Regions from separate parts of the Mus musculus genome. Here regions 2, 3 and 4 are each linked to region 1. The links are chromatin loops, found by intact Hi-C in ENCODE. Cell type or tissue: heart. All regions are shown on one strand. Each heading gives the region's core, and the rest is flanking DNA. Links, peaks and the distances in the headings are about the cores only.

Region 1 (8,017 bases), core at 1,019-6,018:
AGCCCCTTTGTCTGCAGACCCAGTGGGATTCACAGGCTCATTTTCTCTCCTTCAGGTGCTCAGTAGCCTGGAACACACACAAACACACAAACACATGCAGCACATACACCCAGCACCTACCCACACAACACACACACACTCATAACACACCTACATACACATAACACACAACATACACATAACACACCCACATATAACACACACATCACACACACACACACAGAATTCACCCATACAACAGAGAGAGAGAGAGAGAGAGAGAGAGAGAGAGAGAGACCCAGACTGCTGTTTCCTGAACAGTCACCATTCAGATTTATGGGGGAGTAGACCCTAGAAAGTGTCAGCTCCCTGCAAGGGACAATGGCTTAAGGGAACAGAGAAGGTGGGCACAGGAAAAGGACAAAGTCACCTACTCCAGAGGGAAACTGGATCTGTGTCTGAGTCTTGACTTGACCTTTGACAGGCTAGGTGATCCCAGGCAGTGGCTTGTTCTTTGTAGGGCTCCGTGTTCCCCTGGGTAAGGAGCACATATGAGCCAGAGCTACTGAGATAACAAAGGATGAAGCCTGCGGGATGCTGAGCCTGTCCCTGCCGGGTGCTGAAGACAAGAATATCACAGCTTTCCCTGCCGTGCCAGAATGGACCAGGGCAACATAGAGAACCAACACCCAGAATCTTCTGCACCACCAAAGCCAGCACGGAAGACCCAGGGGTTGGACAGAAGGTTGGTCAACAAGAGCTTCAGTGGTGTTTTTATTGGTGGCCTGAAATGGCTTGTCTGCCACAGTGGCCTGGGCACCCTGCTCCTTCATAACCTAAGTGGGCAAGTACCCAACTAGCCTTGCTTGGACCTCCCATGAGATTTATTTTGTATGGTAAATGAAGGGACAAACCCACAGGCAACCAACAAACCTCAGATTGGATACCCACAGCTCCCACAGAAAGCCAATCTCTCGTGCAGGACACAGGCCTCCTGGAAGAGGCAGTGTGGGAACGGGGAAAGGTTGTGTGTGTCAGCCACAGCAGGGTGCTCAGGAGAGGCCAGCAGCTCAGGTCTGCGGAGACAGAACAGCGTGTTAGAGAGGCAACCACACAGACCTGTGCCCCACAGTCCCCACAGACCCAGGGAAGCACACAACCCCTGGCTGTTAGTGGAAGCTTGGAAGAGAGGAAGTGGGAAGGAAGAGAGAAGGAAACAGACCTTGCCGGAGCTGCCTGGGGTCCGCAGTTTATAGCTTCACCCACAGACTCCAGCAACTGGCCTCATTCTGCACTGAGGGCTTCTTCTGAGGGCAGCTGGTGTTTGCCAAAAATAACTGCCAGGTCAGAATTGCTTTCCACTCAGAGGTGGGGAGACGGAAAGTTCCAGAAGCCCCCTATGTAATGGAGCCTTTCACGGCTGGCCCAACAGACTCTGGAAAACAGTCAACAACCGACCAACTGTTTAGAAAGTACTAAAGGAGCTCCTTCAAGAGAGCAAAAGCTGGAATGGCGCATGCACGACGTTATCCATGCATCTGTGTGGATCCAGAAGCCGCGACCATGGAGCGGCCATCTCTGGATGTACTGTCACAGGTGGACACGGCTACCTCTGAAGCGCAGATAGAATTTCGTCCCCAAGCTGGGGAAATGGCTCAGTAGTGAAAGGCTTATCATGCAAGCATGAAGATATGTGTTCTTAGAGCCCACTTCAAAGCTAAGCATGCATAGCAGTACATACCTGTAATTCCAGAACGCCTATGGCAAGATGTGTGGCTGAGGCAGGAGAGTATCGGGAAGCTCAAGGGCCAGTTATCTTGGTGTTCACAATGGCAGATCACAGGAAACCCTGCTGTCAAACAAGGTAGAACCCAAAGTTGTCCTCTGACCTTCACATGTGTGCTATAGCACACATGCACCATGGCTTGTGTGGACCAGAATTCACAAAGAACTACTTGCATGCGGGGTGTGTGTGTGTGTGTGTGTGTGTGCACACATATATCACTATATAAATATGTGTTTATGTGTACACATACATGTATATGTTAGTGGGGTAAAAGTAACAAAGCGGGAACACAGGGGGATTTTGCGACCCCACAGGAAAAACAACATTAACTGGCCAGACCACCCAGTGCTCCCAGGGACTAGACCACCAACCAAGGAGTGTAGAGAGGGATCCATGGCTCCAGATACATATGTAGCAGAGGATGGCCTTATCTGGCATCAGTTGGAGGAGAGGCCCTTGGTCCTGTGGAGGCTTGGTGCCCCAGCGTAGGGGGAGGCTGGAGTGGTGGGGCAGGAGTGGATGGGTGGGCAGGTGGGGGAGCACCCTCATAGAGACAAAGGGGAGGGAGGAAAGGGCAGATGTGGGAGGGGGGGTTGAGGAGGGGTAATGGGGAAGTGGGATATCATTTGAAATGCAAACAAATGCAAAGATTAATTTAAAAATAATAAAAAAGAAAAAAGAAACAAAGTGGAATTGTGGGACATTGGCATTTTTTTAAAAAACATTGGGTGAGGGTTTTTTTTAAAAAAATATTTATTTATTATATGTAAGTACACTGTAGCTGTCTTCAGACACACCAGTCAGATCTCCTTAAGGATGGTTGTGAGCCACCATGTGGTTGCTGGGACTTGAACTCAGGACCTTCAGAAGAGAAGTCGGGTGCTCTTACCCGCTGAGCCATCTTACCAGCCCGACATTGGCATTTTTAATAATTAATTAGTTATTGTGTGTTTGTGCAGAGGGAGGTAAGTGTGTGAAGGAGTTCAGAGAATGGCTTCAAGGTGTTAGATCTTTACTTCCCTCCCGCGGTCAGCAGGCTTGGCGGTGGGTGCAGTTACCAGCTGAGCCATCTTGCCCATACCTTGGTGGGACCTTTGAGAGATGTCTGGGGGTGACAAGATGAGGGCTCAGTTCTAGCAAGTCATCTGACCATGGATTAGTGGCTCTGGGTCCCTGTTCATTCAAATGTCTGTCCTTATAAAACTCGCTGGTAGTCTGGTAGGAGCTAGCCTGCTGTTCCTAGGGCAGACAGCAGGGGGCAGACCATCTCAGGCGCAGGGGTCCCCTGTGCCTGTGGAGCTCCAGCGTGTGATGGAGCGCCTCCAGGTTCTCTTGCGCAGTGCTTCTCTCCATAGCCCCTCAGGCCTACTCGGAAGTCTTCACTCTCCAGCACGTTTGTATTTCTGAACTGCCATCTTTCAGCACCCTATCTTCAGCTGTCTGGGAACCAGATCCAACTGGCTCCAGGCTGAGAGCCTTCGGTGTAGGCAGTGAAAGAGCGGGTCATTGTGCTTCTTTACTCAGGTTTGTGCCTTCACCTTCAGAAGCATTTTTTTTTTAAATAAGCATTTTGGCAAATGCTGGGCTTTTGTTCGTGGTACTTAGTGGTTGGGATGACCCAGCTGCCGCTATCTTAGCAACATTAACAATGCTCATGGATAGCCTGGCGTAGTGGCGCACACCTTTAATCCCAGCACTCGGGAGGCGAAGGCAGGCAGATTTCTGATTTTGAGGCCAGCCTGGTCTACAAAGTGAGTTCCAGGACAGCCAGGACTACACAGAGAAACCCTGTCTCGAAAAACAAAAAACAAAACAATGCTCATGGGTGACTGAGAACCCCCTGATACCCACTTTCTCTCCTCACTGGCAGACCCTGCTGAGCCCCCACTCCTACCGGACCCTCTGAAGATCAAAGGAGTAGGCACACAGTAACACGTATTGGGTTGTTATGCAATTTGATCAGAATAGTCTGAAGGGATGTTGGAAGAATTGATACAGGCAATATAAATCAGCAAGAGATGCAGGGAAAGTCGGAAAGGGGCAGTTGCCATGGAAACAAGGGGAGGGAGCATTACAATCTACGGTATGTCACAGCGTGCTTTCTCAGTCCCAAGAAAGTGTAAAATTCCTCCATGAGAGTTGGTTGGCAGGGAGCATTGGCGAATTCAAGCACCTTTGAAAAGCCGGGTGGAGAGGGTAAGAGTGGGGCCCTGGTACAACACTTCAGTCTTTCAGCTTCCGGCTCATTACTGAACAAAAGGTGGATCTGTCTGCCAGCTTGCAAAGTATGAGCTCACATTTTACAGATGAGGGACCTGAGGGAACAGTGACACTAAGCAGAGTCTCCATCAGTGGCTGTCCACCGGGAGGCAGAGCTGGGGTTCAGCCCCAGGTGGTCTAGGTCAGGAATGAGGTGGAAACACAATGTGCCCAAAGCTAGCTGGCTGCCTGTCACTTACTGCCCTAGTTTGCTCTTTTGTTGCTGTGATAAAATGCTGACTAAAACTAACGGGGAGGAAAGGCTTACTTCAACTTACACTCGCAGGTAACAATCGGTTACCGAGTGACGTCAGCACAGGGACCTACAGACAGGAACTGAAGCAGAGACTGTAGAGCGATGGCTCTCTGTGGTTGGAGGTCACCATAACATGAGGAACTAACTATGTTACAGGGTTGCAGCCTTAGGAAGGTTGAGAACCTGCGCCATAAGGAACGCTGTTTACTGACTTCCTTACACAAGAGCTGCCAGCCCAGGGATGGCACCTCCCACAGTGGGCCGGGCCATCCGACATCAATCATTTGTCTGGGCACTGCCCCACTGACAAACCCACAGACCAGTCTGAACAGGGCAGTTCCTCAGTGGTCCTCTCGCTCCCCACGTGACTCTAGTTTGTGTCCACTTGACAAGAAACACTAACCAGCAATTCCCCAGTGTGGTGGTTTGAATGAAAATGACCCCCAATAGGCTCATGGGGAGTGGCACTATTCGGAGGTGTGGCCTTGCTGAAGTGGGCGTGGCCTTGTTTGGCGGAAGTGTGTCACTGTGCGGGCAGGTTTTGAGATTTCCTATGTATGTGCAAGCTACAACCAGTCAGTCTCCTTCTGCTGCCTTTGGATCAAGATGCAGAACCCTGAGCTCCTCCAGCACCATGCTTGCCAGAACACTGCCATGCTCCCCATGATAAGGGATTGAACTTCTGAAACCAGAAGCCAGCCCCAATTCAATGTTTTCCTTTATAAGAATTGAATTGGTCATGGTGTCTCTTCACAGCAATGAAACCCAAACTAAGACACCCAGGGCAGGGATTGGGGTGAGGCGGAAGTGTGACCCTCAGCCCAGGCAATAGTGAGCACTCCCTGTATGTGTATCAGTGCTCCTGTCCTCCAGGCTGCTCCCCCCACCCCCTTCACAGCACTGCCACTCAAAGATGAAGTGGAAACGGAAGGGTTCTCTGGAAAGTCGGTTGGATGGTGTTTTGCTGGGGCAAACACATGAAGTGGACACAGGTGTGAATGGCTAAGGCAGACAACATTTAGCTGACGCAGACACAGGAGAGGATGTTCTGCTAAAGCACGTGAAAAGACAAATGATGAAGGGTTCTTTGCTAATGACGCACATGTGTTGGTCTGCCTTACATGGCATAGTTGAGCTGCATTTGTCAGGAGCCTATAGAGAGGAACACACCAAAAAAGTTCTGGTGGTGTGCTGCAGTTTTTTTGCTGCTTCCGAGGAATCAGGCTGATTGGCAGAGGGATATCAGCTGAGACAGACACGAATGCTGAAGTAAGATCCGAGGAGGGCATGTGATGTTTGTTTGGAGGGAGTATAAATAGGACTCCGTGGACAGGAGGAGGGAGTATAAATAGGACTCCGAGGACAGGAGGAGCTAGGAGGCGGAGCTAGGCTTGCTTACAGAGAGGGCTAGTGGATCTCAGAGTCTTCTGGGGTCCTTCCTGGTCCCTCCTGCTAACTTGTGCTAAGGCTGAGGCCTGGCTGTTTCTGCTAGGTCGTACCACCAATGCTGATTTGTGTTTGCTCTCCTGACTTTGATACTGATTTGTCTGGACTGCTGGTGTTGTCTGGGAAGTGTTTCCGAGTGGATGAGCTGTCGCTGCCTGCTGACTTCCAGACAACACAGAACCTTTCTAAACAGGTCCACTTCGCCCCTATCCTTTCTTTCCCACTACCTCTAGTGGGTGATAGGCTAAAAGGGAGGTTATAATGTTTAAGAACCATCATTAAAAATAAAGATGAAGAGCCGGGCGGTGGTGGCTCACGCCTTTAATCCCAGCACTCGGGAGGCAGAGGCAGACGGATTTCTGAGTTCGAGGCCTGCCTTGCCTACAAAGTGGGTTCCAGGACAGCCATGGCTACACAGAGAAACCTTGTCTTGAAAAAATAAATAAATAAATAAATAAATAAATAAACAAATAAAGATTAAAAAAAATTAAAGTTACACCTGCCTGTCAAGGTGTAACAAGGGAACTGAGGCTGAGTTTTGGTGCCAAAGGCTCGATTCTGGCCTCCAACCTGGTATCCAAAAACTGGCTAAAATCCTGAAAAACTGGCTAAAATCCTGAAAAAAGTGACTCCCACCTCCTGTCAGGGGGCTGTCAGGGCACTGTGAGGATAAGCCAGCTGTGTGTGTCCAGCCCTGTGCCTGGCTTTAGGAGCACTGGCGGGGCTGTTACTGATGGTAGCCTGCAGCTGCTCAGGGTAAAAAGCAAATGCATTTTGGGAAGACAGGGTGGGGCTTCTGCTTAATGACTGGTGCTACTGCGGCTCGGCTCGTACACGCAAGCAAAGAGTCTGTGACGTCAACACTGTGGTAGGCGCGGCTGAAATCACAGAGATTACATTTCCAGGGTCTGGGGAAATATTAGGTGGGTGGACAGGAAGACCGCACACCCTCACGGCCACCTGGAGCGAGACGCACCAGCTCTCCATGCACACGTTGCTGGGACACCCAGAAGGTGACTTCACGGTGTGGATGGCTTTGCTTCCCGGAAGACCAGGGTTGAAGGACCAGTCAGAACTGAAGAACCGCCAGCCTGTACGGATACCCTCAGCTGATGCTGCCCGGGCAATCGCATGGCGCCAGAGGTATGAGACGACAAGACTTCAGCCTTCAATACAAAGCCTGACTCAGCCCTGTGCGGTGTCAAAGAAGCCCAGAGCACCACTCAGTCAGAAGGCACGCGTGTGCATCAACATCTTTTATTGGTTCACATTTTTTTCCAGAAAAATTGTAATAAAAATACATGGAATTGGAATTTGCATTACAATACATTGTGCGATTACAGAATATGAACAATGACGTATACTCCTTCTTGTGGGGGTAGAACATTTCATTCCACTAAGAGAATCACATGATTAGTTACCCTACACTGTCTGTTGTTCTGATCTCAGAGACTGGCAGACTTGAAAGGAAAAAAAAACTTAAAAAATAAATAAATAAAACTGAACAGTCAACTCCCTTGGTTTCCCTGGTCCTTTCTCCTCTTCCCACTGTCTTCAACACAAGGACGGGGGGGCAGGTGTGAGGGAGCCTCGTGGGGCAGGGTGGGTGCTGCTGGCTGGACACCAGGCAAATCCCTTCCCTGAGGTGGCCCAGAAGGGTACTGTGAAACGCCACTCAGTACTGCAGGTGGGGACAGGCAAAGGGGAGGGCAAGAAAAGAAGCTGCAGGGCCAGGCCGTGTATGGTGGGAAACCTGGTTTGTGTAGTCCTCAGCCAGCATGTTCACGGTCATGTAACCTAGGAGCTAAACTACACCGTAAACGCCCCAGCAGCCATGCCGGCAGAGTACTGGCTGTCCTGACAGAGTTCCTGTGGGCTCACTGAACAGAAAAAAAGAAAAACCATTTGGTTTTTCAATGAAAAATCCTTCACATCCACCTGTGTTCAATAATAATAATAACTTACGTTATGAACAGCTTCCTTATGAAAGTAATTACCTCAGAAGATGTATAGGCTGTGTGGAGGAAGAGCCACTTGCCTGTGAATGTAGTTCTTATGGGACACAGCTTAAGACTAAATCCACCTCACAAAAACACCAAGTTTAAAGCAAATTAAGCGTTTTCCACTGAGAACCAGACAATAATTGTACCAGGAGAGACACTCACTGCTGGTCTGCCTCTACCCTGCGATGCTCTAAGCTACCCAAGAGCCATGCGATGCAGTTCAAGTAGATTAGCCAAGTCGCCACCTCCCTTGCTAAGCACACTGCAGGAAACTTGCAAAAGTGGCCA
Region 2 (8,017 bases), core at 1,361-6,360, 240 kb after region 1:
GACGGTATGAGCCTGGGGATCAGCGTTTCTCATCCACCCCGAGTTCATGTCCAGACTCTTGGTTTGGGGCCCCGTCCTGAGGGACTGCTGAGCCTCTCCACATTTTGCTGATGAGAACTGCCCTTTCCCTCCTCTTACTGATCCAGTCTATTAGAACAAAAATGGCTCCCAACAGCTCAACATAAAAACTCCTCTTCAGAGGGCTGGGGAAAGGCTCAGTGGTGAAGAGAGTGGTTGCTCTTGCAGAAGACAGACTGGTTCCCAGCACCTAGGGCAAGCTCACAGCAAGCGGCTCACAGCGTTCTCACACTTCCAATAAGCTTACATCAGCAGACCACCTATAGCTCCCTCTGCAAGGGAGCTGATGGCTTCCTGGCATCTCCCGGCACCTGCATCCCTGTGTGCACACACTCACACAGACAGACAGACAGACACACATGTAGACATGCAGACACAGATACACACACAAGCAGACACTCAGGCAGACACACACACACACACACACACACACGACCTTTAGCTGACCCTATGGCCTCATCCTGTGTGAATTCAGTGAGAGAGTACCCTTACTAACCCAATTTACACACGAAAATCAACCCTACAAAAATGAAAAACTGTTAGCATGTTGTTTACCTTTTAAATTAATTTTCATATTAGTCCAAGAGATACCTTCTAATTATGGAAACTATAGAAAAATATTACCTATAGATGTTCTGCCACCAGCAAAGTAGTTAATATTTTAGTGTGTTGGATGTTTTCGTCACAGCTTTTCTTTAACTTTTTAAAACTAATAATAAAATAATTAAAATTAATAATATTTTCCTTAATTTTTAAATTAAATTTAATTTTTTGAAAGAATATTTTACACATTCCAGGCTGGCCTTGGACTTGCTATTTCTCTGATCATGGCCCTGAACTCTTGATCCTTCTGCCTCCATCTCTCAAGCACTAATTAGGCTTATAAGTTTGTGCCACAAAAGTCTGGTTCACATTTCTGTTTTTAAAGCCAAATGCCTGGCTAGAGAGGCGGCTCAGTGGTTAAGAACACTGGCTGCTTTTCCAGAGGACCTCGGCTCAATTCCCAGCAACCAGAAGGCAGCTCACAATTGTCTGTAAATTCAGTTCCAGGGGATCCAACATCCTCACATAGACATACATGTGGGCAAAACACCATTGCACATAAAATAAAAATAAGTAAATCATTAAAGCCAATACCTAGGACCTAGAAACACTAGTGAGTAAAATTGTCTCTGTTCTTACAAAGGCAGTGTTTTATCTGGTTACACATTAAATTATACATACATCATTTAAAATAATTTAAAACATGTGTGTCTGGAGGGAGCTGGAGAGATGGCTCAGTGGTTAAGAGCACTCACTGCTCTTCCAGAGGTCCTGAGTTAAACTCCCAGCAACCACATGGTGGCTCACAACCATCTATAATGGGATCTGATGCCCTCTTCTGGTGTGTCTGAAGAGAGGAACAGTGTGCTCACATACATAAAGTAAATGAATCTTTTTTTTAAAAAAGTGTCTGGGGCTGGAGAGATGGCTCAGTGGTTAAGAGCACTGACTGCTCTTCCAGAAGTCCTGAGTTCAGTTCCCAGCAACCACATGGTGGCTCACAACCATCTGTAAAGTGATATCAGATGCCCTCTTCTGTTATGTCTGAATGCAGCTACAATGTATTTATATACATAAAATAAATAATTCTTTAAAAAAAAATACAGAGTTGACAAGGAGAGATTCCTATATATGCTAAATGGAGAAACAAGTTACTGAAAAGTACGATTGAATTTTGGTTTTAAAATCCTGTATACCTGGGGGCTAGAGAGAAGGCTCAGTGGGTAAGAGTGCTCGCTCCGTGTCTTAGTTACCGTTCTATTGCTGTAAGGAGACATCATAAGCAGAGTACCTTTGGAGAAGAATCATTCAACTGAGGGTTTGTTTACCGTTTCAGAGGCTTAGTTCATGATCATCATGGTGGGCTCACACGGCAGGCAGCTTGGTACTGGAGCTGGAGCCGAGTGCTTACATTTTAGTCTCCTAATGGAGGCAGAGAGAGACTGTGCCTGGTGGAGCTGTGGTGCGCATGGGCGTTCCAATCCTCAAAACCTAGCCCCAGCGACACGCCTCCTCCAGTAAGGCTACACCATCTAATCCTTCCTAAACAGCTTGCCAACTGGAAACCAAACACTCAAATATACAAGCCTATGGGGCCATTCTCGTTCAAGACACCACACTCTGCAAGCACGAGAACCCAAGTTCGCCTCCCCAGCAGCCGTACAAAAAGCCAAATGTGGCTATGGGTACCTGTAACCCAAGTGTTGAAGGGGCAGAGACAGGTGGCGCTCAAGAGCTCTCTGCCCAACAAGTCTCGCCAAAATGGCAAGCCTTCAGTTCAGTGAGAGACCCTGCCCCAAAACAGTAACTTGGAGAGATGTAGAGGAAAACACTGGACACTCCGCTCTGGCCTGTGCATGCATGTAGGAATACATAAACTCTCATGTTCACACACACAAAATAGTTAAGCAAAAATAGTTAAGCTTTCCTAGATCCTTTTCTGTTTTGGCTGGAAGTTTCCCACAAAAATCTTTATTTGTTTTTATTATTTAAATATCATTCATTTAGCCAGACATAGAGGTGCGAACTTTTAATCCTAGCACTCAGGAGTCAGAGACTGACAGATTTCTGTTCCAAGCTTTACCCATGCCTTTCCACTCTCTTATCTCCCTGTCTCTACAAACATCCAGGAGGGCTCTGGACTCTAGGGCCACTCCATGCCGCAGCTCAGCTCTTCACAGGAGATTTTCACCACGTACTTCCAGGGAGCCAGGCTCAGCGGAGTGACTCAACAAGCTCACAGTCTGATGGAAAACCAGGCACAAAAATAGGCTCTGCAGTTGCAGAAACAGGGATAACTGACGAAGGCATCTATTCTGGTGCCAGTCCTTAGGACAGAAGCAGTGGATAGAGACAAGTACTCTGCCGCCTTTGCCCTCGTGGTGCTCCCCAATAGGAATGGACAAATGAACAGTGTAGCTAACGAACCCAGCCACAGCAGGCACCCAGAACCCTGTACGTGTTGGGAAGTTGTCGCAAACTTCCTGCGCGGTGGATGTCAGTACGCAGCTGGGATGGATGGATACGTGAGAGTTAACCACGAAGAGCAGAGAGTGATTCCAGACAGCAGGAGCAGCATGTGTAAAGGCAGATAAGAGAGCGTGCGCCACCTGGTGTTGAGGAAATCACGAGGAGTTTGGTATTGCTGAATACCACCACTCACTGTGGGTGATCCGCACAGCCAAGCCTGTATGTCAGTTAGATCAACTCACGTGGCCGCATGGTGACAGCTTGCCTCTAGAGGAACAATCCGTAAACAAGTTGGGTTTTGTTTTGCTTTTTAAAAGGGCGTGCAGTGAACTCACAACTTGAAAAGTGGGAGCAAGACGATCAGAAACTCAAGGCTGGCCTGGGCTGCATGAGATGCTGTGCCCAAAACACTATTTTCTTTATAAAAAAATAATTCGTGGTCACTTAGTGAATTTGAAAAAAAAAAAAAGAAACGCAAACAAAATTAAAATCACTTATACTTTCCTTCCTTCCTTTCTTTCTTTCTTTTTTTCTTTCTTCTTCTTTTTTAAAGGTTTATTTATATGAGTACACTGTCTCTGTCTTCGGACATACCAGAAGAGGGCATCAGACTCCATTACAGATGGTAGTGAGCCACCATGTGGTTGCTGGGAACTGAACTCAGAACCTCTGGGAGAGCAGTCAGTGTTCCTAACCGCTGAGCCATCTCTCTAGCCTTTATATTTTCACAAATAGACACAGATAAACTTGTGGCTATGTATGTGTCATATTGGACTCAAATACCAGAAAGCATGTATGTATGTTTGTATGTATGTATGTATGTATGTATTCTGCAGGGCCTCACTATGCAGCCCTGGCTGGCCTGGAACTCATTTATTCAGCCCAAGCTGGCCTCAAACTCCAGAGGTCTACTTACTTCTGCCTCCACATGTACCCAGCACACCCAGCTAAGAATTTTATATTATTCCCCTTCAAAGTATATTATGAGATTCTCTCAAGTAAGGAACTAGATCATGAAAAACAATTTCTAGTAGGAGAAACAGAAGTAGATAGAAAAAAAAACCCAAAAAGAAATAGAGAGGCCATTTACAAAATATACCTAGTAATGTGTTTCAGTAAGTGTTTATTGAACATAAACATATCAGCTATAGCTACCTTGGACTTAAGTGAGAGAAGTATTATAAAACTGTCTGCAAAAAGAGGTCAAACATAATAAAAATCAGGTATCCATAGCCTGGTTACTATTCTTCACAATGTAGGTTGCATTCTGGTGCTGAAATATCACTTGGTAGTGACAGTGGTTTTGTCTGTTCTGATGCTAAAGGATGGTCAGTTATTTGATGTAAGCACTGGTCACGCCCTTTCGTTAGTTCCTTCTCTTGCTGTTAACATTTGGGCAACTTGACTAAGGAATGGAGAGCAACAGAAAAACCATAGCAGTACAGCAGACAAGTTCTGACTTGGGGAGTTAAGAGCTGCTGGGCCTGTGAGGCTCTGCCCTTTCTTGTGTGTTTGCCCTGTATGTGTGTGATGCTGTGGACTGGCTTCTGAACAAGAGTCCTGAAATAATAGGGACGCAGACGTTCACCCTGTCTTCCCATAAGAACCTGATCCGAGGATCCCACAGCCCTTCAGATCAATATCACGCGCACACTACGGTTCTGATGTTCTTGGTATCATCACTCTAAGAAGGCTCTCTGCCTCTTAGTATCTCGTCAGCATTCCAGCGGAAGGAGGCAGGCATTTAGCATTAGTCTGACCTGCAGATTCTGTAGGTGCACGAATAACTTAGAAGAACATCCCATTTGTCCAACTTGATCACATTTTGCAGCAAGGGAATCTTGGGGAAAGAAGTTTTAGTGGTTGGCATAAGGAAGGAGGAGAGACTGCATGTGAGGGCAACAGTCTTCCCCTGCACTGTGGACTAGGAGTTAGAAACTGCTCTCCCGGGAAGTTCCTTGTGCTCTGAGTCATCGATTTCAATCATTCCAGACGTTGATTCCGAGTCCCCCGAGGACATGGAAGAAGAGATTCCAGTGGTGATCTGTGCAGCAGCAGGGAGAATGGGTGCAGCCATGGCAGCCATCAACAGCATTTACAGCAACACCGATGCTAACCTTGTGTTCTACGTAGTGGGGCTACGGAGCACTCTGCCTCGAATACGGTAGTTTCTATAATATGTTTTTTGAAGGTTCTATTTTCTTCTAATCTTTTTTTCTTTAGATAGCCATCCCTCTTCCTCTTCCTCCTCTTCCTTTTCTCTTCTTCCTTCCTCCTCTTCTTTTTGTTCTTGTTCCTCCTCCTCCTCTTCTTCCTCTATTTTCTTTCTTTTAAAAATTATTTTATGAATACACTGTAGCTGCTTTCTAACACACCAGATGAGAGAGCATTAGATCCTATTATAGATTGATATGAACCACTATGTGTTTGCTGGGAATTGAACTCAGAACCCCTGGAAGAGCAGTCAGTGCTCTTAACCACTGAGCCATCTTTCTAGCACCCCCTCTATTTTCTTAATGGATTGTTATTATTTCTTAAGCATCCTCACTAACTGTATTTTGGGGAGAGGTGCTAGAGACTTAATCCACGCTTCCACAGAGATTAAGCACATGCTCTCCCATTGAACCAAGCGTGACCTGTGATATTTGAACTACAAACTTACAGTAATTAAAATCTGTAGATCATATTATAATTTGGAGCTGGTTTTTTCTATAACATGTCATACTAAAAAATGAATAGGAGTTAGAGTAAAAGGAAAACAACTGAAAAATCAAAATTTAAATGTGTTTTAGAAATACAGGATAGCTGTGTGATCTTGGTCTGGACAGTACCTCCCTGAGCCCAGGAATTAGGAGGGGAAAAAAAAAGCTGATGGACTTGCCAGTGTAACACAAGAACTTCTGGATAATGAAGAACAGCGAATGGAATTAGCTCTAAAATAGATTAGTAAGAAGAATGGCTTATAATGAAGAACTGTTGCAAACATTTTAAAAAAACGTAAGCCTCGTAGGAAAATGAATATAAAATATGAATGGACACTAAGGCCCAGGATTCCATCCACAGCTCTGTAAAAATAGCACCACCAAGAGCCAGCACCTGTACTCCTGAACAAGCTGGGGAAGAAAGGTTGCAAATTAGAGAGCAGACTAGGCTTCGTGGTGAGACCTTATCCCAAATAAACAAACTAGTCAAATAACCAACCAACTAACTGGCCAACTAACTAACCAGCCAACTAACTAACCAGCTGTCATGGTTTGTATATTCTTGGACCAGGGAGTGGCCTCATTTGTAGGTGTGGCCTTGTTGGAATAGGTGTGACCTGGTTGGAGTACGTGTGTTACTGTGGGTGTGGGCATAAGATCCTCACCCTAGTTGCCTGGAAGTCAGTCTTCCACTAGCAGCCTTTGGGTGGAGATGTAGAACTCTCAGCTCTGCCTGTGCCATGCCTGCCTGGATGCTGCCATGCACCTTGATGATAATGGACTGAACCTCTGAACCTGTAAGCCAGCCCCAGTTAAATGTTTTTTATAAGACTTGCCTTGGTCATGGTGTCTGTTCACAACAGTAAAACCCTAACTAAGACACCAGCCAAGTAATCAACCAGCCAACTAATCAATCGACCCAGTCAAAAGAGAATAGATCACACAATTCATAGCAATACAGTCAACAAAGTGGGTGTCTTTAGTTCTAGCTGGTTTCTCCTCCCCCAGTGTTTAAATATTTTGAAACCTGTTCTCATTGAGCCAAAATATAAAAGCAGAAGGTATGAACCCACAGTCCATCTCTGTAGATAGCCACAAGCAAACATACTTCTGTGGCAACTACCACATTCCCCCAAGCAATAGTAAGAGCTCTGCCACCAAGCTACCTACCCCTAGCCCTTTCCTGCCAATTTGCAATCAGCTGCAAATGTTGCCATCTGTGGCTTGAGTGGCCCGCCAACTTTGGAGACGATTTCTACCAGGAATGTCATAATGAATCAGATGAAAGATAGACACCCTGTGAGACTGAGTGCTGAAGGGGAGAGGGTGGTGGAGGAAGAAAGACAGGCTGAAGGGGGGAGGAGGAGGGGTGAGAGACAGAGGGGGAGGGAACGGAAGACTGTCAGAGGCTGGGCACACAAACACACACACACACACCCGCCACAGTGTCTCAGCAGTAGCATGTGGCAGTTGGTCTGGTGAGTGCAGCTGCTACTTGCCGAGAAAGGACCCCATCTTGTTGTTCTAGTTTCCTGTGGATTTTTGGATGTAGGACTCAACTCAGTTATTACTACCTTGTTCATTTCCTTTGCAGAATGAGTTATGAGATTGAGGGTGGGGAGGAGGAGATATTGGAAGTGAGGCCAGATGGCGAAGCAATCAGAAGGCTTTATAACGTGGAAACGATGCCTACATATACTTAACTGTAACTTTCCCGGAGCAGACGAGCCCCGGGAAGGATATGCAGATTAAATTCAGGAAAGATTCGAAACGTGTACCTGAAGTTTTCTGTTATCTCTTTAGAAAATGGATCGAACATTCTAAACTGAGAGAAATAAACTTCAAAATTGTGGAGTTCAATCCTACAGTCCTCAAGGGGAAGATTAGACCAGACTCATCGAGGCCTGAGCTGCTCCAGCCCGTGAGTATACAAGTCATGCACACAGTGGGGACAGTAGGGACAGTCCTGCATCCACATTCCCTGTAGAGCTCTAGCCATCTGATGTGCACATAGGATATTTCAGTCCCAAGTGTGCTAGATCTCCATGAAGCTCTGCTTATTTTTAACTCAGCAGCCACCTGCTCCAGGAAAGCTAGGGTTTATATAAGCATAATGAAGCTACTGAAAAGAATCGAGGCATAAAAATGGAGACTACGTATGTGTGCGTGAAGGAGGGCTACAGTTGGGAGCTGGAGGTAGGCGGAGTCGTGAGGTCAGCAAAATC
Region 3 (8,017 bases), core at 1,245-6,244, 92 kb after region 1:
AACACATCTCCAACTCCCTCGTGATAAGTGAGAAGAAACTGAAGCGATGGCCACAGGAGCTATCCACCCTTCACGCGGGTACTGTCCTATCCCTCCGAAGACCTCCCCTTCCCCATCATAAGCGCTCTTCTAGGTCCTCTGCCTTCCTGTCCTTCCCTGGGGCTCCCTGACCTGGAATGCAGGGAAGGACCCTGCGCCAGACACCCTACCAACCTTCCCTCATCAGCTATGCATCCCACGTGGGGCGAGCCCCTATCTCACCATCTCGGCAGAAGCCAGGGTTCAGTGTTTTATTTCCCTTTGGGACCTATAAAGGATGTGGGGGAGGCCGTGTAACCAATGATCACAGCCAGAGACCTACAGCCCAATGGCATCGGCTTGGGTCCCAGCTCTGCCACTCTGGCCTGGGTAACTTGGGGAGTAACTTGGCTTATATTTCTACCTGTTTATAAAGTATCTTTTTAAACCCCCAAAAAACAGCCAGGCGTGGTGGCGCACGCCTTTAATCCCAGCACTCGGGAGGCAGAGGCAGGCAGATTTCTGAGTGAGCAAGTTTCCTAACTTCTTGGAGCGTCGGTTTCTTCACCTGTAAAATGGGGGTTACTTGAAACCATCGCGGGAGATGCTTACACGGGTCTGGGGCGGCGAGAGGTCGGGCGGGCGAGCTTGTGGAGCCACCAACGCCCTTGAGAACCTGCGGCTGAGGCAGGGCGGCCCGTTGGCGACCTGTGCCCCTCTCCGCTCCGGCCCAGCAGCCGACTCCTCGGAAGCTCCGGGAGGGCAGTGCCGGGCTGCTCGAGAGCAAGGAGGAGCGCGCTGCCGGGGCAGCGTGGACAGGCGCTGCTCGGCCGTACCTGACACACCCTCGCCGCTCCTGCCCTCCGCGCCTCCGGTCCCCCTCCTCCTTGCTCTCGAGCAGCCCGGCACGCGAGGGGGGTGGGGGGCGGTCCACGCGCGCGGGAGGAGGAGGAGGATGGCGAGCGGAGGGCGCGCGCCCCCTGCCGGCCAGGGAAGAGATAAGCGATGGGCCGCGCCAACAGAGCTAGCCTGAAGAGGGAGAGGAGGAGAGTATTGGGATGGAGATGGGAGTGAGGGTGGGGTGGGGGTGGGGGGGGTGAGGATGAGGATGGGAGTGGGCGAGGATGGGGATGGGTGTGGGAGAGGATGGGGGTTGGGAGCAGCTTGCTTTTCCGTGGATCTCATACACTTGTTTGTTTTCTTTGACTTTTTAAAAATGTGTAGGTAGCCCACAGGTGTCATGGTTAATGTCGAGGTCATATGGAGGTCAGAGGACAACTCAAGCCAGCCGGTAGTGGCACATCCAGGCCTTTAATCCCAGTACTAGAGGGAGGCAGAGGCAGGTGGGTCTCTGTAAATTCAAGCCAGCCTGGTCTACAGAGAGAAACCCTGTCTTGTAAAAACAAAACAGAAAACTCAGGGATCAGTTTTCTCCTTCCATCATGTGGGTCCTGGGGATCAAACTAAAACTCATCTCCTGAGGTTTGATGGCAAGCACCTTTATACTGAGCCGTGCCTCTGGATGCTTTTTACTAATATGTTTGTGGTTTTTGAGGTAGGGTCTTGTGTCTAACCAGGGCTCACCTGGAAACTTGCTAAACTGTTTGGTAACCGAGTTTTGCTTTAGTTCTTTAGTTTGGTTCTAAAGAACTTGGGACCACTCTGCTCCCACAGCCTTATCTGGCAATGGGTAGTGGGGTAATTTGCCATCCTGCCATGCTGCTTTTGAAAAATAAGCTGCCTTTTTTTTTAAGGTTTTATTTATTGAGACAGAGTTTATGTAGTGCCCAGGCTGACCTTAAATTAAGGAGCCTCTGTTTTTTGCCCCGTGTGTGCTATATGACATACACACACACACACACACACACACACACACACACACACATATATATATATATGTATACATATATATATATACAGATAGGCATGCACTGCTATGTTTACTCTTGATTTTATTCTTCCTTCCCCTGTGTGTGTATGTATGTGTGTGTGGGGTTACACATGTGTGCCTGAACACATGGGCAGATAGCATCTCGAACCTGTAAGAGTTTTCCTTGCATTGCTGAAACCCACCTACGTATCTAGTAAGGTCTTGATTTATGATTATCTAATCATAACCATGAGACTACAAAAATTCACATAGCAGCTTTTGCACTGGACCACGTTATTCCAGGCTAGCTGCGGTCTCTGGTCATAGTCAGTCATAGTGTCTCGTGCCCTTTGAGATGACAGTCGTGTTTTTGCGTTGACCACTAAGAACATTCTAGTCTCCCCTCTGACCTCTGACTCCTATGCCCACGCCTTGATCTGGGACTATAAACTTCACCAAAATATCACCTTTGTGCTTTTGTCTTTGATGTTGTCCAAATGCCTGCCACAGTGCCGGGGAGATTATAGTAATTAGGTATTGAAGGAAATGCTGGGTTTTAGTAACAGTAATAGAATGGCCCACACGATAATGCTGCTGGACTGCAGGTGCCTATTTCACTGTGTAAAATGTTGAAACTTAATTTTTGGTTTTGATTCTCTGTCTCTCTCTCTCTTTCTCTCTGCTTGTGTGTGTGTGCCTGTGCGTGCACGCACGCACCCGCACTCGCATGCATGTTCCCATGTGCTTGCAGACACCTCCCTCATGATCCTCCTTGATTTGGGGCAGGGTCTCTCTTGTTTTCTGCTGCACATACCAGGATAACGGCATCCAATGCTCCCGAGATTCTGCAGTCTCTGCCTCCCATCTCACATTGGGTGTGCCAGCCTTTCAGACTCTCACTGCTACATCCCAATCCACTCAGATGGCCAGGCCTGTGCAGAACCTTTCCACAGCCATCTCCCCAGCCTCTTGGTTTCTGGTGTTCTGAGACAGGCTTTCACTGTGTAGCCAACTGGACCCAACCTTGCAATCCTCCTGCTTCAGCCTTCTGAGTGTCCAGATTATAGGCATGCACCATCTTTCCTGCCAAACTGTTTCTCTTCTAAAAAAAGATTGTAAATAGGATTGCACTAAACATGTTTGTGTTTGGAACTTAAGGCTGTCCTGACATAGTGCCACGTGGGGGTCAGACTGCAGACCCCCTCTGTGTCCCCACTAGTGAAGATTGCAAGTGAATTTTTAACCTTAGATGGTCACAGGCCTGCTCAAGCACAGAACTGCAGTTCTGGGCCTGTGTAATATTCTGTCTGTCCTTCGTTTTACTTACAGTAATCAGAGCCTCCTGCAGGTCCTTGGCAACTGTTGAAATAGTCACTGAACTTTCAAAGGCAGAGCTCTGCCCCTCAGGATCCAGGCTGGGTCTCTTTTGTTCCATGCTATACCAAGACGGTTGCTTTAGGGGTTTTGTTTTGCTTTGTTTTGTTTTCTTCTTTTTAAAGACTGGACTGTTTGGTTTCCGGGACCCCCTCCCCCCAACAAAGGACTGAGGTCATATTTTACATATCAAAGCAGACTTGTCCTCCACGTTCTCCCAGCATCCCTTAGTCCCTACTTTGCCCCCAACCTTGAACTTTCCTGCCCTGGGGCTGGGCTGCCCTTCCTCCAGAGGCTCTTACCTAAATAACCCAGACATTTAGGGCCCTCTCCTCCTCCTCATTCCTCTTCCTCCTCTTCCTTCCTTCCTCCCTCCCCCCTCCCTTCCTTCCTTTTTCTCTTTCTTTCTCTTCCCTCTCACCGTCTTTCCCTCTCCATGGCGACTTCCCTGGCTTCTTCCCTTAGGGCCAGTGAATTCGCCCGCCCCAGAGCAGCTTCCTAATAAACCTGCTTTAATATGTTATAATCTGGCTTGAATTGGCTCATGTCACTGGTAGAGAAATAACTCTTCAAGGACCTCAGAACTAGAATTCTCTGTGTAGCCAGGCCTTGACCTTCAGATCCTCCTGGAGCTGGGCAATCCAACCTTGCATGGTTGGCAGGTTCTCTATAAATGCAGCGACATCCCCAGACTCTTTTTCATCTTCAGTGTTTTGAGACAAGATCCTGTGAAGCCCAGGCTGGTCTTAAAATCCAGATCTCTTGATTGCCACCGGTCACCGCCATGGCCAGCTAGAGGTACCTTTTTTTAAAGTGCAGTTTAGCCGGACAGTGGCGGTGCACACCTTTAATCCCAGCACTCGGGAGGCAGAGGCAGGTAGATTTCTGAGTTCGAGGCCAGCCTGGTCTACAAAGTGAGTTCCATGACAGCCAGGGCTATACAGAGAAACCCTGTCTCGAAAAATAAAAAAATAAAATAAAATAAAAACATAAAAGTGCAGTTTATGCTAAGATTACAATAATCACAATTCCAGTTGTATCTTGACCTTTTTTTTTCTGTTTAAAGCATACATTTAACTAAAAACATGGACACACTGTGTCATTTCCCCCACCACACACCCCCAGTCTGTTGTGCTTGTAAGCCAACACTTCCTTAGTTACTTACAATGAGGCATCTCTGGCTGCCCCCTGGCACCGTTATCTCTGTTTTTCTGAAGAGAATTCGGGTGGTCTGTGTTTACTCAGCCAGGATCCTACTTAAATCCAGATCCCTTGACCTCCAGGCTTCCCATCTGAACCAATATCACAATGACCTTAGCATCCTCTAACCCGGTGATTCTCAACCTGCAGGTCACTACCCCTTGGTGGCTGAATGACTATCAGCCAGTTGGTTATTTCCTGATTCCGCTAGGCTCCTCCCAGGGCCCTAGCAACAGGATTATATCATTACTGGCTGCTACCGGGTGCCTGAGCATAGAAAAGGACTGCTCACCACCGCAGTTCTCTCTCTCTCTCTCTCTCTCTCTCTCTCTCTCTCTCCCCCTCCCTCCCTCCCTCCCTCCCTCCCTCCTTTCCTCCCTCCTTCCGTCCCTCCTTCCCTCCTCTTTCTCTTCCCAAATGTTCCCAGCCCCTCGGTCTCCTCCTGCATTTCTGTCTGTCTCTGTCCCCCACCCTTCTTCTCTGCCCTCAAGGCTCTACTCACATCTGCCTGCCTCTACTCCTTCCCAGGGGGGGGGCTCCCGCCCTCCCTCCCTTCCCCCAGCTAACCCCCCTTTATACCAGATCTGTTGCATGGCGTGACTTCTCAGGAGGACACCAGGTACCTCCTCACCACATTGTATTTTATAACAGTGACCCTTTCACAGGGGTTGCGTATCATATATTTATATTACAATTTAATAGCAGTAGTCGAATTATAGTTATGAAGTACCAATGAAATAATGTTATGGTTGGGGGTCAGCACAACATGAGGAACTGTAAAAGGGTTGCAGCATTAGGAAGGGTGAGGACCACTGCTCTAACCCCTAGGCATGAGTGAGACACATTACTCCCTGGAACATTTGTTTTGACATTAATTTAATTTAATTATAAATGACTTGTTTAAAGAGCATCAAAAGACGGGACATTGTGGTTGCACGCCAACATAATTCTCAGTGACAGACTTGCTATCTTCTCTTCCTGGGGAGGATGGGTCCCAGGGGGCCAGCTCTCCTGGCTTTTTTTCCCATCATGCCTTTCAGCCTCCTTTTCGACTATTGCAGGCCTCCTTGGCACTTGATATTGAAACTCGCTGAGGCGTGGTCCTTGAGTCACCAGGCCTCCAAGCTTTAAATGTCACCCCTCCAGCAATGACTGCCAAATGTTTATCACCTGCCCTGACCTTGTCTGTGGAGCAGGCCAGGGCGTCCAACTGTAGACTTGCATGCCTACTTCAGTGTCTAGTAAATACCGGAAACCCCAGCTGTCCAAAAGCATTGTCTCCTTGAAATGGAAACTCAAGGGTTCTCTGAAAAGTCATGTTTTGCTGGAGCAAACATGTGAACAAGTGTTTTCCTGAAGCAGACACAGGTGAAAGGATGTTTAGCTAAAGCAAACGTGTGAAAGGACACGTGAAGACGGATTCTTCACTAGTGAGGTGCATGTATTGGTTCGCCTTACATGCGATGTCTAGCTCTGTTTATCATGACTGCACAGAGATGCAGACCGAGAGGCTTCTGGTGGTGCTTTGGTGGCACAGTTCTGCATTGTCCTGCATCCTCGGGCTCCGGCCCATTGGCAGAGTGATGTCAGCTGATACGGACACACTTGGAGTTTTGCTAAGACAGACTCGTGTGCTGAGGCAGACCCGTGGAGGACATGTAATGTTTTGAGGGACTGTAAATAGGACTCAGCGGACAGTGACGGGGGATGGGGAAGGGGAGGGGTCCTTGCATTGCTTGCTTGTAGAGCTGGCTTTGCAACACTTCTTGGATTTGCATCTTATCTGACCTTTGCTTCATTGAGAGAGGCACAGCAATGAACCTTTTCTGGCGTTCCTGGTGATCCTGGTTCCTCCTGCTGATTTCTCTGAAACCTGGCTGTTGCTGCTAGGTCGTGCCACAGCTGCCGCTATCCCGACACTACTGGACTGGACTGCTGGTGTATCTGTGAACTGTTTGTGAGCGGATCGAGCTGCCACTGCTGACCTGTGAACTGAACTGCTGATTTCCTGACAACGCAGATGGGATTTGTTCCAAAGAACCATTTCTAAACAGGTCCACTTCCCCCGTATCCTAATAACCTTTCTTTTCCACTGCCTCTGGTGGGTGGTGGGCTAGAAGGGAGGTTAAAGCGTTTAAGAACCCATATTAAAAGGAGGATTGAAAATACTAAAGCCCGCACCTCCTCCCCAGAACCACTCTTCCCCACCTGGTGTTCCTCCTGGTCTCCCCCGCTGTCTCAAGCCGAGACTAAGGCCTGGCTGTCTCTGCTAGGTCAAGTCACTGCTACTGCTAACCCAACTCTACTGAACTGGACTGCTGGTGTATCTGTGAAGTGTTTGCGAGGGGACCAAGCTGCTGCTGCCTGCTAACCTGTGAACTGAACTGCCGATTTCCAGACAACAGAGACGGAAAGTTGCTCCAAAGAACCTTTCGAAACAGGTCCCCTTCCCCCTGCCTCCCACCGCCTGTATCCTTTTCTTTCCACTACCTCTGGTGGGTGGTGGGCTACAAGGGAGGTTAAAGTGTTTACGAACTACAAATAAGGTTTGAAAAAATTAAAGTGTGCGTGTGTGTGTGTGTGTGTGTGTGTGTGTGTGTGTGTGTGTGAGAGAGAGAGAGAGAGAGAGAGAGAGAGAGAGAGATCACAGTTCTGCAGCCCTGATAAAAGGATGAGTTTGTCCCTCCCCACTTCATCTCTCTGGTGTGATCTCTCATCTCCACCTTCTGCCATGGGTTGATGCAGTAAGAGGACTCGCACCAGAAGCTGCCCCTTGACCTCATACTTCCCCGTTCTTCTTAAAGGTTCCATTATCAGGCTATCTGTTAGCACACACAGGACTAAGACAGCTGCCAGTCTCTAGCATGAACCTGTGTTGGGAGGTCCCGAGTGCTGACTGTCCAGGCAACCTCTCAACGCTGCCTTCCTCCATGACTCTGTCTTGCTCACTCCCTTCCTGCCACACCACTTGCTTTTCTCCTGCTTCTCTTTCAGCACTGGGCTTGCTGGGTCAAGTGCATCCAGAATATTCTGATCTCCTTTTCTCATGGCATTTGAGTAGTGCTGTGGATATTCCCACAGAAAGGCTCCAAGGGCTCCCTCACAGGGCAGAAGTTGGCTAAGAAAGGCTGGATGCTGGGCAACCTCAGGTAAGATCGCCAAACTTGCTAAGGCAGGCCTGTGTCTCACCTGCCCCCCACCCCCCTTTCCCGGCCCTCAGCCAGCACCTGGCTGGGTACCTAAGAGAATGAACACCAGCTGTCTCTAACAGCGTATCCAACCTCAGTTATCCATTAACCAAACATTCTGATCCATTGGGCCCTCTGGTCAGTTGAGCTTGCACTGGATTTAAAAATTATGTAAACGTTTTGCCTGAATCTAATTTGACTAATATTAAAATCGTCGCTGCTCAAGTTGCATACAAATCCCATACTGCCTTTTGAAGGCCCTAAGACGGTCACCTGTTTGCAGAATGATCTTCAGTAAGCTAAGTGTGCCCGGCAAGAGTACAGCAAAGCAAGCCCTGGTTGCCTTTATGGCTCCTACTGTAGGTGA
Region 4 (8,017 bases), core at 3,018-8,017, 110 kb after region 1:
CTTCATAGAGACAGAGAAAGAATGAGGGGAGCCATAGGCTGAGGGAAGGAAGGACGAGGGAGCACAGACTCAGTTTTGCAATTAAGTTCTTGAATAGCTGCATAGCAATGTGAGTGTACTCAGTGCCACTGAACTATATGCCTTAAAAGGGTTCAGTGGCTTTTTGCTTGTTGGTTTGCTTGCTTGCTTTGGTGTTGGGGCTCTCACCCAGGACCGCACAAAGGCTTAATCCTAAAGCTCCACCTCCCAGCCCTAAAATGGTTTGTTCCCTGGTCTGTGTGCATAGGAGTGTTGCAGAGCCATTCATGTTAGGTTTGGCGTAATCTAAGGAGTGTGCCACACCTCAGGACGCAGCAGGTAAGGCTGGAGGCCAAATCTTCTAAGGCTGGGTGGGGCATGGGCTCCTGGCCAAGGCAGGTCTAGACTGTAGCCCCAAATCCCTGCCTCACGTTGCAACTATCTGTCTGCTTGGAGCCAGCGTGCCTTGGGGTAACATGTGGTGAAATTATTTCAAATGTTTATGAGAAGTAATGATTCCTACCAGATATTGTGACACAGGCCTCATAATTCCAACATGTAGGACAGTGAGGCAGGAGAATTGCTGTGAGTTCTAGAACAGCTTGAACTATATAATAAGACTGTAGTGAGAGTTTTGGTTTTGTTAAAAATCCAGTATATGAATGCTTTTGTTTTAATCTCCGGTGTGGAATATGGGGCTGCTTCAGTTTGTCCACAGATGTTGACTATGACTGTCTCGTGCTCTAGGGAGGCATGGTTTTTCCCAGCTGTGCCCCCCCCCTTCCCACTGCTGTTCCATTTGCTATTGCTGGATTGTTGGACTGCTGGATATCCTGATGTAGAAGATTGGACTTTCCCCAAGGAACCCATTGATCCTCATCATCAGGAAATAGCCTACAGAGGTCTACGCCCCCTTTCTCCTCTAACCTTCTTTCTCTCCTACCTAGTGTCAGGGGTGGGAAGAAATTAGGGTAGAATAAGGTATAAGAGCCCAATACAATAATAAAACAAATATGCCAACACAAGACCCTGTCTCAAAAAAACAAACAAGGGCTGGTGAGATGGCTCAGTGGGTAAAGGCACTTGCTGCCAAACCTGACAACCTGAATTCAATCCCCAGGACCCACATGATGGAGGGAGAGAAGTAACCCTTGAAAACTGTCCTCTGACCTTCACACACTCATCAAGGCCAGAAGGTGCACACATGCATGTACACACACACACACACACACACACACACACGATAGATATCGAGATAGATTGGATAGATAGATGGTGTCTTAGGGTCTTACTGCTGTGAACAGACACCACGACCAAGGCAACTCTTATAAGGACAACATTTAATCATGGCTGGCTTGCAAGTTCGGTTCAGTCCATTATCATCAAGATGGGAGCATGGCAGCATCCAGGCAGGCATGGTGAAGGAGGAGCTGAGAGTTCTACATCTTCATCTGAAAGGTGTTAGTGGAATACTGGCTTCCAGGCAGCCAGGATGAGGGTCTTAAAAGCCCATACCCACCCTAACAAGGCCACACCGCCTAATAGTGCAACTCCCTGGGCCGAGCATATACAAACCATCCCATTTACTAACACACACCTGTTCACTTGTCACTTTGTTTATGCCTATGCCAATCTAAGGAGGTAAGATTTCCTCATCTTTTTTCCTCAGGTCAAAATGACAGCTGAGAAATCACACCTGAACCCAGAGATCCCATTCAACAGGTGTATGAGGTCACGGGGGATTGAAGGATTGAAGACATTTCACTTAGAAATAACACAGATCTATCTGGTGTGCCTCGAGGGACAGAAGAGGTGGGGGAAGTTACTATGGAGATCATCTCAGGGAGATTCCAGGTTAAAAAGATGCAGCGGGGACCCCTAGAGGACATGCCACGAGCATGTCTCCGTGTCACCTCCCACCTGCATGCCATTCATCTGAATCACCTCCCTAGAGAACATGCCTCCCTAGAGGACCCCTAGAGGACATGCCACGAGCATGTCTCCGTGTCACCTCTCCACGAGCATGGTCTCCGTGTCACCTCCCACCTGCATGCCATTCATCTGAATCAATTTTGCCAGAGAGCAATTCAGTCAGGCCATTAACTTATCAGGAGGTTCCGTTCAGCAGAAGCTGTAGCTGGAGTTGGCCCCACAGTGATAGCAGGCAAAGTCCCACAATTATTGTCTTGCCTAGACTTGTGCCTAGATGGACCAGTGGGGAGTACCAAAGAAAAGCAGCAAAGACCAGGTGACTGGTCAAGCCGTTAGAAGCCATTATTGAATGTCTGCATCCTTGCAATGGGCACACACACAGGGATAGGCCACCAAGGTGTGTCTACAATCAGAGTACAGGTGTAGCGTTTATAGTAAACTTTAAGGAATGTGGTTAAGGCCTGGGCTACATCTCTATCAATGCCCCAGCTTTCAGAAGGAAGTACACAGCTAGCCCCAGGAGAGGCTGGGCAAGGCACTCACCCTGCGTCTCTCAACCAGGACACAGAAAGGAATTAGGAAAAGCAAGTCACTGGGCGGTGGTGGTGCACACCTTTAATCCTGGCACTTGGGAGGCAGAGGCAGGCTAATTTCTGATTTGGAGGCCAGCTTGGTCTACAAAGTGAGTTCCAGGATAGCCAGGGCGACACAGAGAAACCCTGTCTTGAAAAAAAAAAAAAAAGAAAGAAAGAAAAAGCAAGTCCTTGATCTGGTGGAGACAAGGGCAGAGCCATGGAAATAATAACGGTCATGTGATCAGACAAAGACCAGAAAGCACTAGAAGCCTTGATAGAAAGAAAGGACTGTGCTTCTAAGAAATTGAGTTCTGAAAGGGAGAGAGGGGCAGATCTCAAAGCCTTGGAATGATATACCCTCGAAGACAGATTTTATCCAGAGGGAGTGGGAAGTCATTGAAGGGGATTGGGCAGGAACTACCTGGAGAATAAATTGGAAGAGTTTTGGGGTGAACCCTTGCAGGCTTCAAAATGACCCAAGATATTCTATACACACACACATAACTATATATATATAACTATATATAACTATATATATATATATAACTATATATATATAACTATATATATATATATATAACTATATATATATAACTATATATATATATATTGTCTGATCCTGAATCTTTCCTTTTAATTTCCAGGGCACAGGGTTGGGACTGCAGAGAAAGCTCACTGCTTAAGAGCACTGGCTGTTCTTTCAGAAGACTCAGGTTCAATTCCCATCACCCACTGTGAGCCAACCTCACAGTGGTTTGTAAACTCCAGTCCCAGGGCATCATTTGCCTCCCTGCCCACTCTGACACTAGGCACGCACATGTTGGACATACATATAGGCCGGGAAAACACCTATATGCATAACATTTGAAAGTGGTGTGTGTGTGGGTGGGTGGTGTGTGGAGTCATCAAGGGCAGAGTCCGTTGCTGAGGGCAAGTTGGGCTCCATCGGTATGTAGAACTAGTCAAACCCATTCTGATTCTGAGGCCAGTCCACACATAAGGGAAAGAACATTGGACATCCAAAAGCAACCAATGTCCCCTCAGGGAAACTAAATGTACTGGGTAGAACAAAGAAAGCAGAAAGAAATGAGAAGTCAGGAACAGAGCATCGCTTGCAAGACACACTTGTTTCCTCCTTCCTTCTTCTCTGTGACCACAGCATTGTTAGGGGAACAGCTCAGTTACCAAAAAAGAAGTGGGGGACCAGAAAAATCTTTTAGCCATGGGCTCGTCAGAAAAGACCAACTCAGCCATTGCACAGGGGCTCTTCTGGTACCGATAGGCATTTCAGCCTAGTTCTAACTATCCTGTCATTGTTGGGGTAGCCTTAAAGAGGACAGAAACGAGAAATTCCTTTCTTGCAGTCAGGCGTGTTTACCGGCTCAGATAAAGAGCAGAGACTCCGGCATTTTCCCCTTTTTGTAAGGGAGGATAATTGCAGGCAGCTGTAGGACCAGATACTACGTAACCATTTCCTCCAGGTGGCTGCTGCTTTTCTCTTTCCCTGCTTTGTTTTTATTTCGACTTTATTTCCTCTCTCCGAAACAGAGCAGGCCATCAAGCAGTTTTTTATTCTTTAAATTTTTATTTTCAAACATGATTGCTTTGCCTGTGTGTGCCTGTGCGGCACATGTGCTCGAAGAAGCCAGATCAGGATGTTGGTGTCTGGTCCGTGGGTGTAAGCTACTATGTGGGTGCTGGGAGCCAAACCTGGGTCCCCTGGATGTCGGTACTCATAACCAGCAAGTCATTGCATTAGTTCCTTTGTCAAGGATTTTAATAGAAATTTGAACAACCAGAAGTAGATGCTTTCTCCCACCCTACCCCGTTCTTTCTCACTCTTCTTTTCCTTCTTTTTTCCTCCTCCTCCTCCTCCTCCTCCTCCTCCTGTTTTTAAAGTAAGGGGCTCACATAGCCAAGTCTGTCTCGACTGTGTATATAGCTAAAGATGACCCTGAATAGGTCCATTTGCCTCCACCTCTCAAGTACCGCAATTACACACAAGCTCACATACACCCCTCTCCATGTTACATAGCGCCAGAAACTGAACCCCAGCCCAGTTGGATCATTCCACTCCCCGAGCTACACCCCCAGCCCCTGAGCACAATTTCTAGTCGAGTCTGAAGAAGGGAAATAGCCAGATGAAGGAGGAGAGGCATGCAGATGCCTCAACACCAGAACCATGCCTGGGCGAGTGATGAGAAAGAAGCCAGGAGGAACCTGGGAGGGGTGGGGGTGGGGCAGATTACAAAACACGGTCGGCTTTCCGTCAAACTGTTTTGAGTTTGATTTTATCTCTGGGTTTGGGGAGCAGGGGAGTATTTAATCTCTAGAATTGAATAATTCAAACAATTTATTGATGATATCTCTGACAGTTGGCAGGAAGGTAGGATGGGATGGGGCAGGAACGCTGGCAAGGAGCCCAGTTCTTTGGCCGGGTGGGACTTGGGACTGAAGCCCTGTAGCAGAAGGGGTGGCATTCCGGAGCTCAGGTAGCATCCATGGGATCTGCAAACAGTTCCTGGGGGGGAAGACAGAGACAAGAATGTGAAGCAAGGAGCTACTGCCCTCCCCTGGCAGGTTCTGGGCAGATTGAGTCATGCGTTAAGCAGTGCACACTGGTTCCCAGAACCGAGCCTGCTGCCTGGAAGCAACGTCAGGAGTTTCCTGCGGCTGGCTCTCCGCACAGCTTTGTCTTTGGCTCCGGTTAAGTGCTGTGCTGGAAACTGGAGTGGGGAAACTGGCATTCTTCCTCTCCCCATGGTACTGTCTACGACAGACAAACAACATATGGAAGCTTGAGATGTCCAAACAAGGCTGCGGGTGTAGCTCAGTGGACAGGGGGCTCACCCAGCCTGTTGGAAGCCCTGAGTGGGGTCCCCAGTGCTACACGTGCTGGACATGATGACGCAGGCTTGTGATCACAGCACTTGAGGCAGAGGCAGGCATTCTGGGCTTGATGACAAGAAGCAGAGAACCTCCTGGAACAGGAGTGTGGGCGGAGCATGCAAGATGAGACCCAGTTCTGAATGAGACTTTCCTGTCGCTTTGTACGTGAGGAAGAGACACTGTCTAGCCTCTCCTTTCTCCCGTGCTGTGACTAGCCATCTCTTAGTGGAGCTTTTGAAGTGATGAGAAAGTAGTGATTTCTGAACGAAGATGACTGCTGAGCATGATATTGTCTCAAAGGGGAAAAAAGGTCAAGGGCTGGAATGATGGCTTAGCAATGCTCCTGCACAGGGTCTGGGTCCAGTTCCCAGCACCGACATGGCAACCCATAACTGTCCGTAACTCCCACTGCAGGTGTAAGGAAACCAGTGTCCTCTTCTGGCCACATGTGGTACACATACATACATGCAGGCAAAAACACTCCTGCACATAAAAATAAATAAATCTTTGGAAAAAAGAGATTACATATGAATAAAATTAAACTGATAATTTCCAAACGCATCACGTCTTAAAATCAAATTCCGAATCCTTCCAAAGAACAAAGTAGTTGAGAGCAGTTAACAGCGATAATCTGGCTGAGAAAAAAAAATTGTCCTCATTTTCTTTGATGAACTGATAGAAAGTAACAGAATGTCTAAATCCAGCACTCAGCAACAGAGGTGTGCGGACAGACGCAGGTGGATCTCTGTGAGTTCTGGCCAGCCCCATCTATATAATCAGCTCTAGGACAGCCAGGGAGACATAGAGAGACCTTGTCTCAAAAATAAATAAGTGAATACACAAACAAACAAACAATTGTGCTTTCCAGTCCCTTAAAACAAAAACAGTTCCTGAAAAAAATAGTATTAACTACTCCCTAAGCCCAACCACACATTCCAGAATCGTCATAGCCAGGAGATAGTCTGTTCCCCCAAGAATAAGAGTAACACACATCTCTTTAGTGATTTCTGGTTTTTTTTTTTTTTTACTTGAGAATCACATTCCACTTTTTAATAAAGCATTGAGGCTGTGAGTTGATCTGCCTATAAGCACAGGTTATAAATAATAGAGTGGAATATCATACCTAGCTGAAAGAATAATTATTGTTGTATCAATAGTACACTCTTAACCCAAACTATATAGAAATACATGGGTTCAAAGGCACTCCATCCTTACTGGGGCAGGCTCCTTTGGCTACTCCTTTGGTTCTTTCAGTAGAACTCAAGCCCTTTTTCGTTTCCAGACTATCTTTGATAGCCACAAACTTCTGGCAGGATAGGAATTTCTGTAAGGTCCTGATTGGATTCTCTCTAAGCCAGTCAGTGATCTAATTTCCTCTTGCTAGTTCTTGGCTTATGTGAGATCATGTGTATGTGACACATATGTAAAATCAGGAGACGAGACCTTTGGGTGAGCGTGAGAATGTGTTCTCAGATCTCAGCTGTGGGGACCTTAGCTGACTGATGGCTGCTTGACCTAAGGTCATACTTTCCAGGAACCAAGTCCAGCCACCGGCTGACAGGCTTACTTCTAAGACATGAGACTCTTAGGTTCCCTTTTGTTTTGTAGCTACCGATGCATTATATTCATCCTTCAGCAGGGTAGAGAGATCGCCTCCACTCTTTTTCATGGCCGTGTAGTATTCTCTTTAAGGATTTGCTGTGACCTGTGTGCCTCTGTCTATGATCATTTCAGTTGCTTTCTCTATCTGCCACATAAAACATGGGGAAAATGTCCCTTGAAATGTCACCTTTAAATGTCAAATTACTATGCTCTTACTCTTTCCATCTCCCAATCAGAGTTACATTTCAGTAGAGGAAATAATTTTTCAATATAGCAATTAATTATTTGCAAATTTTATATAATGTATTTTGATCATATTCATCCCTCACTTGTCCCCCCAACCCCTTCTAAACTGACTCTTACCTGTCTACTGCCCCCCCAACCTCATAGCCTCTCTTTTTAATAACCCATTGAGTTTAGGGTATGGGGCCATCCACTGAAGCATGACACCCTTACCAAGGGTCACACTTGTAAAGAAAACTGACTTCCCTCCCCCAGAAGCGATTAACTGCCCACTGTTGCTAGATATTTGATCACATTGTAAACCCTGAAATTGTGTTATTTACTGGAAAAGAACTGCTTTTGGTTGTGGCGTGGCTCCGTCTTAGCACACACCTTTAATCCAAAAGCTTTCTGCTTGAGTATTATAAACAGGATTAAATAAAGTCAACCCTGGGTCAAGAGGCAGAGCAAGCAACAGTTGACAGGAAGTGAACATAAGATTATTAAGAAAAAAAACCATAGAGAGTAAGAGGGAGTCAGGAGGATGGATAGAGAGACGCAGATCACAGAAGGGAGGGGCATTGGTTGAGTGTGAAGGAGGTTTTTTGAGATGGAGTAAGGGAAGGGCATTGTTTCTGGGGCTGAGAAGGAAGGTCAGCTGGGTACTCTCTCTGCCTCTCTGACCTAGCAGGCTCTCACATCAGCATCTGGCTCCCAACTCTTCATTGGTAAAATCAAATGATTAAGATTTTATTAAACACAACAGCCCACAGCCCCTC

Evidence for each region. A loop is a pair of places that touch in the nucleus more often than their neighbours do. Peaks named below come from ENCODE experiments on the same cell type or tissue, not always from the same donor. Only the 100,000 strongest peaks of a DNase experiment are listed, where the experiment ranks them.
Region 2: a loop joins it to region 1, with 12 times the contacts of the local background. A loop is called at or near these places in 11 of 42 quality-filtered maps.
Region 3: a loop joins it to region 1, with 5 times the contacts of the local background. A loop is called at or near these places in 34 of 42 quality-filtered maps.
Region 4: a loop joins it to region 1, with 5 times the contacts of the local background. A loop is called at or near these places in 13 of 42 quality-filtered maps.

Annotation. Positions count from the first base shown.
Region 1 is chr10:82,896,663-82,904,679 of GRCm38, reverse strand. It overlaps Txnrd1 (thioredoxin reductase 1), which reads right to left. Exons shown (of 15, transcript NM_001042513.1): 15 at 6,956-8,017. Among named protein-coding and RNA genes, the nearest start is that of Gm33781, 34 kb to the left of the region's middle. In heart, for the core only: a CTCF peak has its summit at 3,018 (motif pointing right); DNase peaks (open chromatin) are centred at 3,009 and 5,599; H3K4me3 peaks cover 1,027 bases; H3K27ac peaks cover 271 bases.
Region 2 is chr10:82,661,862-82,669,878 of GRCm38, reverse strand. It overlaps Glt8d2 (glycosyltransferase 8 domain containing 2), which reads left to right. Exons shown (of 10, transcript NM_029102.3): 4 at 5,083-5,254; 5 at 7,596-7,713. Among named protein-coding and RNA genes, the nearest start is that of Glt8d2, 25 kb to the left of the region's middle. In heart, for the core only: a CTCF peak has its summit at 3,235 (motif pointing left); a DNase peak (open chromatin) is centred at 3,238; H3K4me3 peaks cover 698 bases; H3K27ac peaks cover 515 bases.
Region 3 is chr10:82,804,973-82,812,989 of GRCm38, reverse strand. It overlaps 1700028I16Rik (RIKEN cDNA 1700028I16 gene), which reads right to left and starts at 867. Exons shown (of 3, transcript NR_038042.1): 1 at 631-867. In heart, for the core only: no CTCF peak of the experiment used is centred there; a DNase peak (open chromatin) is centred at 5,569; H3K27ac peaks cover 508 bases; H3K27me3 peaks cover 676 bases.
Region 4 is chr10:82,792,650-82,800,666 of GRCm38, reverse strand. It overlaps a transcript of Hcfc2 not described here. Among named protein-coding and RNA genes, the nearest start is that of 1700028I16Rik, 15 kb to the left of the region's middle. In heart, for the core only: a CTCF peak has its summit at 5,106 (motif pointing left); DNase peaks (open chromatin) are centred at 5,116 and 5,446; H3K4me3 peaks cover 1,051 bases; H3K27ac peaks cover 1,225 bases.